Regions from separate parts of the Homo sapiens genome. Here region 1 is linked to region 2. A link is a loop called in an ENCODE intact Hi-C map of the cell type or tissue named here. Cell type or tissue: sigmoid colon. All regions are shown on one strand. Links, peaks and the distances in the headings refer to the core of each region. The heading gives the core; the rest is flanking DNA.

Region 1 (5,375 bases), core at 139-5,138, 58 kb after region 2:
GCTACATCAGGTTTGGCACAGGGCAGTCCCTCGGTAAGTGTGGGATGGATGGCTGAATAAATGGATGGCTGGAGCAGATTTTATTTCTCCTAAGCTTTAGAGTGGCGAAGAGAACTGTAGGGAACGCTGATGGCACAGCTTGGAAAAGGTGTGCAGTGCGGGGCAAGCTTCCCACCAAATCCCTCTCCTCCTGCAGGAACGCAGAATCTTCTTGGGGAAATTCTGTGTCTCTTCAGAGACATTTGGCTAAGTTCAGTCAATGCACCAGCAGTGAAAAAGCTGGTGTCTGGTAGTGCACACCCTCAATTTGGAAATATGATTTTAGAAATGTGAAATTGTGAACAAAGGAGGGGCATCTTAGAGCTGAGAAAGTGCACTGTTTACGGAGTGCTCACAACGCACCAGGCACCTCGGACACTTTCCTGATAGCCTTCACTTCACTCCTCAGTTTGCAGGGAAGAGACTGAGGAATGTTTTGGTTCACTGTCTTGCATAAGCCACACAGCTAATAAGGGCTCCTCCTGAGATTTGCACCTGGGTCTCTCAGGCTTTGGAACCCTACCCTTTTCACTGATTTTCACTGAGAATGTGTAGCTGCCTGTGACTGGGAGAGGGGTTCTCACAGGTTCATAGCTATCTGTATGCACAGGGTACAGTCTAATCTAAATATGAATAAGTTCACAATTGCTGCATTCTTGAATCATTTGACAGCTAAATGATTGACTCATTCAGGGGAAATTTCATTGCTAAAAAGTAGTATCAGTGGTATATACCCAAAAGAATTGAAAGTAAAGTCTCGGAGATAGATTTGCACACTCATGTTCATGGCAGCGTTATTCACAATGGCAAAGGGAGGAATCCACCAACTGTCCACCAACAGATGAATGGATAAACAAGACGTAGTGTATACATGCAGTGGAATATTATTCAGCTGCGAAAAAGAAGGAAATTCTGACCTATGCTATGAAATAGATGAAACTTGAGAGGATATTGTGCTAAGTGAAGTAAGCCAGACACAAAAAGACAAATACTGCATGATGCCACTTACATGATGTGCCTGGAATAGTCAAATTCAGACAGAAAATAGAATGGTGGTTGCCTGGGGCTGGGGGCAGTAAGGAATGGAAGTTATTTAATGGGTACAGAGTTTCAGTTTTGCAAGATGAAAAGAGTTCTGTGGGTGGATGGGGCTAATAATAGCACAACAATGTGCTCAGTGCCACTGCACTTAACACTTACAAATGGTTAAGATGGTAAATTTTATGTTATGTGTGTTTTACCACACACACAACAGAATAAATTCCAGCTGTGTGGGAGAAGTTTGATATCTTATGATGGGAAGGATTTGAACTTGGCTTTAAGGAACTTAGGCTTTTCCAAACTTTACCAGTTAATTGGCGGTGAGTGCGAGTCAGCTGTGGTTCTACTGGGTACCCTAAGTACGGTCAGTACTTCAGCAACTCGTGGGTTCTGGGACAACTTGAGTTGATAATCTCCCTCCCTGCCTTCCTTCATGTTTATCAAATGCCTACTGTGTACCATTCACCCTGCTAGACACTGGACATGAAAACACGTATTCTGTGCGCAAACATACTCATATTTTCTCCCATTTTTTCCTTCTTTCTTTCTTCCTTCCTTTCTTTCTTTCTTTTCCCTCCCTCCCTCCCTCCCTCCCTCCCTCCCTCTCTCTCTCTCTCTCTCTCTCTCTTTCTTTCTTTCTTTCTTTCTACAGAGCCTTGCTCTGTCACCCAGGCTGGAGTGCAGTGGCACAATCTTGGCTCACTGCAAGCTCCACCTCCCAGGTTCCCAACATTCTCCTGCCTCAGCCTCCCAAGTAGCTGGGACTACAGGCACTCGCCACCACGCCCGGCTAATTTTTTGTATTTTTAGTAGAGACAGGGTTTCACCATGTTAGCCAGGATGGTCTCAATCTCCTGACCTCGTGATCCACCCGCCTCGGCCTCCCAAAGTGCTGGGATTACAGGTGTGAGCCACCGCGCCTGGCCCATTTTTATTATTTCTATTGGTATATACACACTCTCTGTTTTGCTTGATATTGGTTCATGTCCCATTTATTTTCTGTGATGATTTATTTCAGTAGAATGAAAGGATTGCTTCTGCTTTAACCTCTGATGCTTTATCAAGGCCGAGCTGAGGGCTGCACTATCGGGAGCTTGGTAAGCTTGGGTGGCTGGCCCTGGCGTGGGGAGCGGGGTTGCTGAGAAGTGCAAGTGGGAAGGGCCCCAGAGAGTCACTGTGCCCACAGTCAACTGAGTGTTTTCACATTTTTCCCAGTCTGGCATCGTGGGAATTTGCCTGGCCTGCTTTATGGAGAGTCTGACTTGGATTCTGAGGGCTTGGAAAGATAGTCGAAAGATTATTCCCTTCCCTGAAATAGCCATGCATTTGTTTAAAGACTTGACACCGTTCTGATGCTGGAATTTCCCTCTGTGTTTATTTTCACATCTGGGTGATGGTCTTCTGCCATAGGAGGACTTTTAATGAATCACTTCGGAGATTGCTTTGAATGTTTCCCAGACAGGAGGGGGCTGGTGCTTGTCTTTTTTCTGAAGCCTTACAGGGCAGGACTGACTTGGCTTCTCGGCTGGCCGCCTGGCGCTGTCCCTGGGGGAAAGCAGACATTTCTCATCTTTCTGGGAAACCTGTGCCTGCGGAGTTTCTCATCTCAGGGCCCTCTTTCTACGTCAGCAGGGGAAAAAAGGTGGAATGGACTAGAAATACAAGAGATAGACTGGGTTTAACTGGTTCAAGATGTACTCGGTGGCGTTGCCTGGGGTAGCCACTGGTAGACACTTCCCTTCTGCTTCCATAGGCTCCCACCTGCCGTGTCCAGAACTCCAGGAGACAAAAACGGCTGGGGTCACCTTCCAAAGTGCAACTTGGGAAGTTATTGGCTACCAGGGGTCGTTTGATGGATGTTTGTCTCCAGGGCTTGCAGGACAGGCCGGGGTCTCTATGTCCCCGGAGGTCAATGTCCCTGCTCGCTCTCAGCCTGACAGGTCTTTTGCGGTCACCTCCCTGCTCTGTGTCCTTCTGTCTCCTGTCCCACCCATACTCCATGTTCCAGCCACGTCTCATGCACTGGGCATTTTCCAGTTACCTCCTCCCCAGAGCCTCACTCTATTCGTCTCTGCCCAGCTCTGCACCCCAGAAGTCTGACTGCAAGGGATGCTTGGCCGGGCTGCCCTGCCCCAACCTCTGGCTTGTGGTTGGGTTGGTCATTGGGGGAGGGGTCCCACAAGAGATCTGAGGAGGGAGGAGAGAGGTGGGGGGTATTTATTCCCTCAGCGGTGCCTTAGAAGTCTCAGATCCTTTCAAGGTGGCCCTCTCCACATAATTTTCTCTTTCTGTATTCAGATAACTGCTGCCTCCTTCCATCTTTTGCATCTAGGGGTCGTACGGCACCCCCCGCCCCCACAACTCCTGCACTGTCTCTTGTGGTTTCCCTGTAATGCACACACACCTTTGTTAATAGTCCATTTTCTAAACTCATCTTGAATTCTCTTGAGTATTCCAGCTGGAATTCAGACGATCTATACACAGTGTCATTTTACACACTGGTACATGTTCCCATGCTGTTTCTCCTTTTCTTTTCTTTTTTCTTTCTTTTTTATTTTTCTGAGATGGAATCTCCCTCTGTCACCCAGGCTGAAGTGCAGTGGCAGGATCTCGGTTCACTGCAACCTCCACTTCGCGAGTTCAAGTGATTCTCCTGCCTCAGCCTCCCAAGTAGATGGGATTACAGATGCCCACCACCATGCCTGGCTAATTTTTGTATTTTTAGTAGAGACTGGGTTTCACCATGTTGGCCAGGCTCTGGTCTCAAACTCCTGACCTCAAGTGATCTGCCCACCTCTGCCTCCCAAAGTGCTGGGATTACAGGCGGGAGCCACTGTGCACGGCCCCATGCTGTTTCTTCGACCCAGAATTCCCTTACGTTGGCTACCTGTTGGTCTGTTCCTTGTCCTTCAAAATCTGCGGAAATGTCACCTCTCTGAAGCCTGCCTTGAGTTCCTCATACGAGTTAATCACTCTCTCCTTGGCCATCTACCTCTCTGAATGGTGGCAGTCTTGTCCGTGTAGCATCCTCACGCTAACCCCGTGCTATCTAGGACATGTCCAAACTTTTCCTCATCAAAATTTTACAAAGTTTAATTTCTTTAAGGTCTGATTATGTGACTGTCTAAAGAAACTACTTAAATTCCTGGTTCAGAGTAGATGCTTCATAAAAAGATTAGACTACTCCATGCTAAAGTGTGGATGGGCTGTGTGGTTTAATACATTATTCCTCCCAGGGACACGCCACATTTATAAGGGAACTTTCAGAGTTAATATTCCACCCAATGAATCCTAAATTGGTAAGAAGTGAAGTGGGTCACTTCACGTCCTGCCAAGTCAAGGGGTCTTCTTCTGGGGCTCTTCAAACTGTACCAAGTCCAAGGCTTCCCTATCTGTAGGTTGGAGAAACAGAATCATGTCAGGTCAATCTCCAGCATGCAGAGGCTGCTTGGAAAAGTGAGCCAGGTTGCTCAATAGTGGCTTAGGGGAGCTGTGTCTGCGGAAAAAGATAGATGTGACTGGACACATCTCTGCTCAGCTAATATGTGCTTCCAGTACTATTGGAATGTGATTTTCTAAATTGTGACTGGCCGACTTTCTTCTCTTGTGGTTGAGTTTGCAATAACATAGACTATGACTCTAGTTTTGCCAAAGTGGAAAAAAATGCCATCCAATGGATTTTTATGGTGGTTCTTAAACATTTTTTAAAATGTTATTAAAGACGGAGCTCAGTGAGTCTTTCCTGTCCCACTTTGGGCTGATGAACCAAGGCACAGACTTACAAGGTTGGGCACGGGCAGCCAGGGATGCTACCTCAGGACGTGCCAACACCAGTTAAGTCGCCCTGTGTAATTTTGCCTAAAAATGGAGCTACCTACATAAGTACAAATCCAGAGTATTTTGACCATCCCTGGCTTAGGGCAGAGATCAAAACAAAGCATCTCAATCCTCATTAGGTTCAAGAATCCAGGGAGCCTGCTGTGTTCCAAGAAGCCCAGATACATCTTTCAAGGACTCCAGAGTCACAGCTCACATCTTAGGTGGTAGACAGAACCAAGTGAAACTACCTATTGCAAACTGCCCTCCTCCCTGCTCTGTGAAGAAGTGGGGACCCATCTGACATATAGTTTCACAGTCAAGATGCTTAGGGACATCTTTTCCAGCAGGGTCCTATGGACATCCATACAGTTGGCAAACTGGCAGGATTCTTGGGAAGAACCAAAAGTGATGTTTGTTGAGTGTCTTGGAGTAGTCAGGACAGATGGTTTCTTAGGGGGTTTCAGATCAGCAAAATA
Region 2 (5,375 bases), core at 201-5,200:
CTTCAGGTTTCCATCTGTTAGTCATTCAACAAATATTTATGGAGCATCCAGGCCTTGTGTTAGATGTTGGAGATGTAGAGACAATCATAACCATAGTGCTGGCCACTGGGAGAAACATACTCATAAGCTGTGGAAAGTTTCCAGGAGAAAGTTGTTGTCATCCTCATCATCAACATCATCAGGGTTGTCATCATCATCATCTTCATTGTCATCTTCATCATTGTCATCACATCATAATGAACTTTATTCTGTTTTCAGAATTCCATATGCATAATTCACTTAATCCTTGCAACAACTCTATGAAGTCGATACTATTATTACCCCTATTTTATAGATGAGGAAACTAAGCACAAAGAGATTTAATAACATGCTCAAGTCAGACTGCTAAAAAAATGCTAGAGCCGAGATTTGAATGTCAGTGGTTTGATTCCAGAGTCAGAGAAGTAGCTATGGCCATCAGTGCTTTACTGCATCATTTAGTGTCCTGATGAACCTTGGTTTTATGAGACATTAATAGACATTCCAGAAGGAAAGGTGGGGTAGTTAAGCAGTTGAGAAAATGCTGGGCCAAATGAGGGAAACAAGTAGCTTTCTTTATTGCAGGCCTTCTCAGAAGCTTTAATTTGTTAAGTTATTAATTTCTAAAGGCAACGGTTTCTAAACTTAGCTGAACAGGCTTTCAGGGTTGGACACACCTATCAACATTGCATGGAGCTGGTATGTCACGGAATCCAATATAAGGAAGGCTGTTTTGTGGCTTGTTTTTCCTTGCCATTCCTACTTGTTTTTTTACTTCACCTTTCTATGACAACTGCATGGGCATCCTAATACCACTCACTCTACTCATGTGACCCACCCAGTGTAGGTGGGTGGATTTCATGTTGAGGATGTTCTGACACTCCATCCTCAATGGCGTTCGTTGTGTCAGTAATGAGGCTGGTGTGGAGTAGAGCAGACACTGAGCTGGGCTGGTGGGGTGGCATATAAGGGCAGGAGGGCACCAGGAGGCCAGCTAATAAAGACCACGTATGGTCTGCTGAAATACCACGTGACAAAGCAGGGCCGGTGTCTGGAGTCTCAAACAAGGTGTGGGGTCCAAGCTGAGGTTGATCTTCAGAATCCAGGCTGGGGCCAAGGGAGCAACTGACTGTCCGTCATGTCTGCAGGGCTGGCCCAGGCAGTGGGTTTGTCCATCCACATTAATTCTGGCCATAGCAGCTTTGCTGTTGATCTTGACTTTGGTAACTTCCCTAGTGGGCCTCGCAAGGCCCAGAAGATTTTTGCTGGTCCCTGCATGAAGCAGGAATGAAGCAAGACTCACATTTTTTATTTTGAGTTGTATTTATAGAAATCCTTCTGGAATGATCTACATGCCTGGTTTCTTATGACCTTCAGAATATGGGAGGCAGTTCATGGGGCAGGAGTTTAAGCCAATGTGTGTTCCTGACCTGGTGAGAACTAAACTTAAATCAGACTAGTGGTCCAACTTCTCAGAATCCCAACTCAGAAAAAAAAAAAAGTAAGATAATGAGTTTTAAAGGGAAGGGATGTGAAAATGGAAACTCTTTAAAAATAGGGCAGTGGCAGGATTGTGTGGGGGTGTGGATTTGTAGTTGCTGGAAGACTCTATGGGAGGTTATCAAATGCACTCATCCTCATGGCCTAGATGGCTGGTGGCCTTCCGAAGTCCATTCTTCCTTTTCAAATAACACTGCTGCCTCGCTGAAAAGACTTCATGTCCCAGCCTCCCTTGCAGCTAGGTGAGGTGATCTGACTAGATTCTGTCTGATGACGTGTAAGGAGTATTGTGTGGTAATTCCAAGAAATGTCCTTGAATGAGAAGGAATAACCTTTACCTACTCTTTCTTCATCTGGGTGCTTGGAATGCAGACATGATGCCTGGACTTCAACAGCTGTTTTAGACCATGAGGTGACCTGCCAATAATGGTAAATTTTGAAGACAGAAGGTGACACTGTGGGGCCAGCATACCAGCCCAGGGCTTTCTACCTCTGAACTTCTTTTATGTAAAGGAGAAATAAATTTCTGTCTTATTTAAGCTACCGTTATTTGCAGGGGGGCTGGCAGGAGGGAATTTTGTTATATCAGTGAAACTGACACAGCCATAATTTCTAACCAAGATGGCTTGAAAAACAAAATTCTGGAGACCTGAGGTCAGAGTGGAAACCCTGAAGTGGAAACCCCAAAGGCCTCGGGGTGGTGACAAGCTCTCCTGATGGGCCCAGGCTGCAGCTGCTTACTGCCTTTTTATCCTTCTATTTGGCTAAATCAGAGAAAGAGATGGACATAGGGTGGTGGGGAGAGGAAGCTATGACTGGTCCTAGTGAGGCTGGGCTGCCAAATGTCTTAGTCTGAAAAGGGAACAGGTTTCATATGGACAAGATGGAAGAACTGCTTGTTCCCTCTGGAAAGTTCTATTAAAATGACCAACCCAGACACACTTTAATATTAATGGGAAATTCCTCTCGTTGTTTATGAAATCATTTTAGAGTTGATTTTAAAAAGAGAGGAGAGAGGGGGGAAAAAGCTGTTTGTTAGCTCAACGAAGCCCCAGACAATTATTTATAGATGCATCTGAGTGGCTTGTTTTAACACGGAGCAACTGTCTGAAAAGACTCCACTTTGACACCAGTAAGCACCCCTGGCACCAAGAATAAATTTATGAATGTCTTTTATGAGAGTCAACAAACTAGACAAATAAGCCCACAGACCGTCTTCACTTCGAGAACCAGAACAAAGAGTCGTATTCGTCATTGGCTCTGGGCAGGAACCACGCCAAGCTGAGCAGCCCTCGCTCAGGCCGGATGTTCCCCTCCAGCTAATGTGATTTCTTTGGGCACTGCCACGGTGGCAGGCAGATGCCTGGTTTATTTCCATTCCTCCGCTTCTCTGATTTGTTTGGGTGGCTAAATATCTCTTTCCCAGGAGAACATCTGCTCTTTTAAAAATGGAAAAAAGCAGGAAGACCTCCAAGCTGTTGGGCAGGAACTCACCCTCGAGTGAGACCGACCAGAATCTCATAAAACGTTTCTTCTGGGGTCCCCGCCACATCTCAAGAGAGGGCCCAAGCAGCTCCTTTAGGGGTCCTGGAACCCTACCCGCTTGCATGTCCTTCAAGGCAGTTTGAATTCTGTGCTATGACGCCTGAGGCTTAATAACTGCTTTGGCCAAGTTTAGGTCATTTTTCTTGATGTCTCATTTATAGATGTCTTCTTACCATCACTAACACCCATGGTTTGGTTGGAAATGAATCCACAGCAATGCAGAGGTGCAACAAAAATATGGTGGAAAAACTTCTAACTTGGTAGTTAAAGGGAACTTAAATACTTCTGAATGAAAAGACTCTTTGGGGAGAAATAATCTTTTTTTTTTTTTTTTTTTCTGTAGAGATGGGAATCTCACTATGTTGCCTAGGCTGATCTTGAGCTCCTAGCCTTAAGTGATTCTGCAGCTTGGTCTCCCAAAGTGCTGGGATTACAGGCATGAGCCACTGCACCCAGGTGGGGGGCTGGGGGCTGGGATCATCTTTTAGAGCTTCTTCCCTCCCGCTTCTCCTTCCATTTTCCCCAGGAGATCTCAAGGGGCCAGTGGGTGCTCAATAGCGCTGTGACTGTGTGGGGAGCTTCTGCAGCCCTCCTTTGTACCCTGCTGTGGCGCAGCTGATGGGACCCAGTCCCTGACATCCTGCACGTGTCCTGAATGGAGGTTTTCACTTTTCCTGGTCTCTTTGGGGCCACAGAAGCACCCACTACTGACATCAGTATTTCTCCATTTCCTTGGTGGTGAGGTCCTTGTGTTTGGACGCAGGCTGGTCCCACTGTGTGGGCCTCTCTGGGTCTGCTGGTACTGGCAGATCCTGTCTCCCAACCAGTACTCAAGGGAGCCTCTGGGTCTCCTGACCACTGCCCACTAGGAGCACTGTCTCAGCCTGGCCTCTTGGCCTAACCACGACACGTGGCTATTTCTATTTTGCTTGGCCATATGATGTTGTAGCAGGGACATTCTGCGAGATGGTTTCTGTATTAGTTTGGTAGGGCTGCTGTAACAAAATGCTACAGAGTGGGTGGCTTAAGCAATGGTAATTTATCTGGAGGCTGGAAGTCCGAGATCAAGGGGCTGTCAGGGTTGGCTTCTCCTGAGGCCTCTCTCCTTAGCTTGCAGGCTGCCACTTTCTTGCTGCCTCTTCACACGGTTGTCTCTCTGCATGTGTGTCCCTGGTGTCTCTTCCTCGTCTTATAAGGGCCCTGGTCCTACTGGGTTAGGGCTCCACCATTAAGGCCTCATTTAACCTAATCATGTCTTTAAAGACCTTATCTCTAAGGATGGTTCCATTCTGATATCCAGGGGTTGGCCCTGAATGTATGAATTTTGGGGGAACACAAATCAGTTTGTAACAATTTCCTTTCCCTTGATTTATCTGGGGGTTCTTCTTGCTTGCTGGAGCTCTCCCTCACCCATCTAGCCAAGGTTCAGGAAGGGGTATGGTTGCTGGGTCTGCAGAGATCAGGCTGAGGGTGAGACCATCACCCCACCTCCTCCACCCCTCTCAATCTCTCTGCTTCCTCCGAGCCACTCTCCAGGCCAAAGGGGCTCTTCTTTCTTTCTGTGGGGGAGAGAGCTCCCCTCTTGTCAAATCCTGCCTTTTCTCCAACTAGTGCATTCAGACTAGCACGCAGTGTTCTTTGCAAGGGAAGCACTTTGGAGTCTAAAAATCCCTTTTCTTAATGAAGCCTGACTTTCAAAACTATTTTTTTTTGCTGTTGCCATCACAAATCTTATTTGAAATTCAAAGCTCAGCCATTGCTTGGCCCTCTGAGGCAATGAATGGTTGGGGAGCTGTAGGGTGACTTGATTTACAGGAAAGAAAAAATCATTTGATAGGATATTTTCAGAATTATTATTATTTCTGCATCATGGGTCATGTGATTGATGAATATACACAGCAGAAATAATTCTGAAAATATTTTTTATCTAGTTTAGACCTTTTAGTTTCTTTTCTTTTCATTATAAAATGCAATACGTGTTCATCTGAAGAAATTTGGAAAACAAATTCAGAGGGAAAAAAATTATGCTTAGACTTAACATCCAAAGACAGGTACTGTTATCATTTAGCCTGTTTCCCTCCTATCTTTCGTTTATGAATTTTTGGGGTTACTTTTAATTTAATTTACATATATTTAAAAACTGGTTATATATATGTTTATATATATGTTTATTTATATATACATATATATATTTTATATATATGTTTATATTTTTATATTACATATATATATTATATATATATATTTTTTGAGACAGAGTTTCACTCTTGTCGCCCAGGCTGGAGTGCAATGGCGCAATCTCCACTCACCAC

What was found. Hi-C counts contacts between places; a loop is a spot of excess contacts. Peaks named below come from ENCODE experiments on the same cell type or tissue, not always from the same donor. Only the 100,000 strongest peaks of a DNase experiment are listed, where the experiment ranks them.
Region 1: it touches region 2 in a loop (2.7-fold over the local background); 2 of 110 quality-filtered maps call a loop at or near these places.

The regions. Positions count from the first base shown.
Region 1 is chr5:173,475,301-173,480,675 of GRCh38, forward strand. It overlaps LOC105377732 (a long non-coding RNA gene), which reads left to right. Exons shown (of 15, transcript XR_001743001.1): 5 at 2,099-2,177. Among named protein-coding and RNA genes, the nearest start is that of LINC02995, 100 kb to the right of the region's middle. In sigmoid colon, for the core only: no CTCF peak of the experiment used is centred there; a DNase peak (open chromatin) is centred at 2,617.
Region 2 is chr5:173,417,547-173,422,921 of GRCh38, forward strand. The region is part of intron 1 of LOC105377732 (a long non-coding RNA gene); the gene reads left to right. Among named protein-coding and RNA genes, the nearest start is that of MIR8056, 73 kb to the left of the region's middle. In sigmoid colon, for the core only: no CTCF peak of the experiment used is centred there; DNase peaks (open chromatin) are centred at 2,311 and 2,805.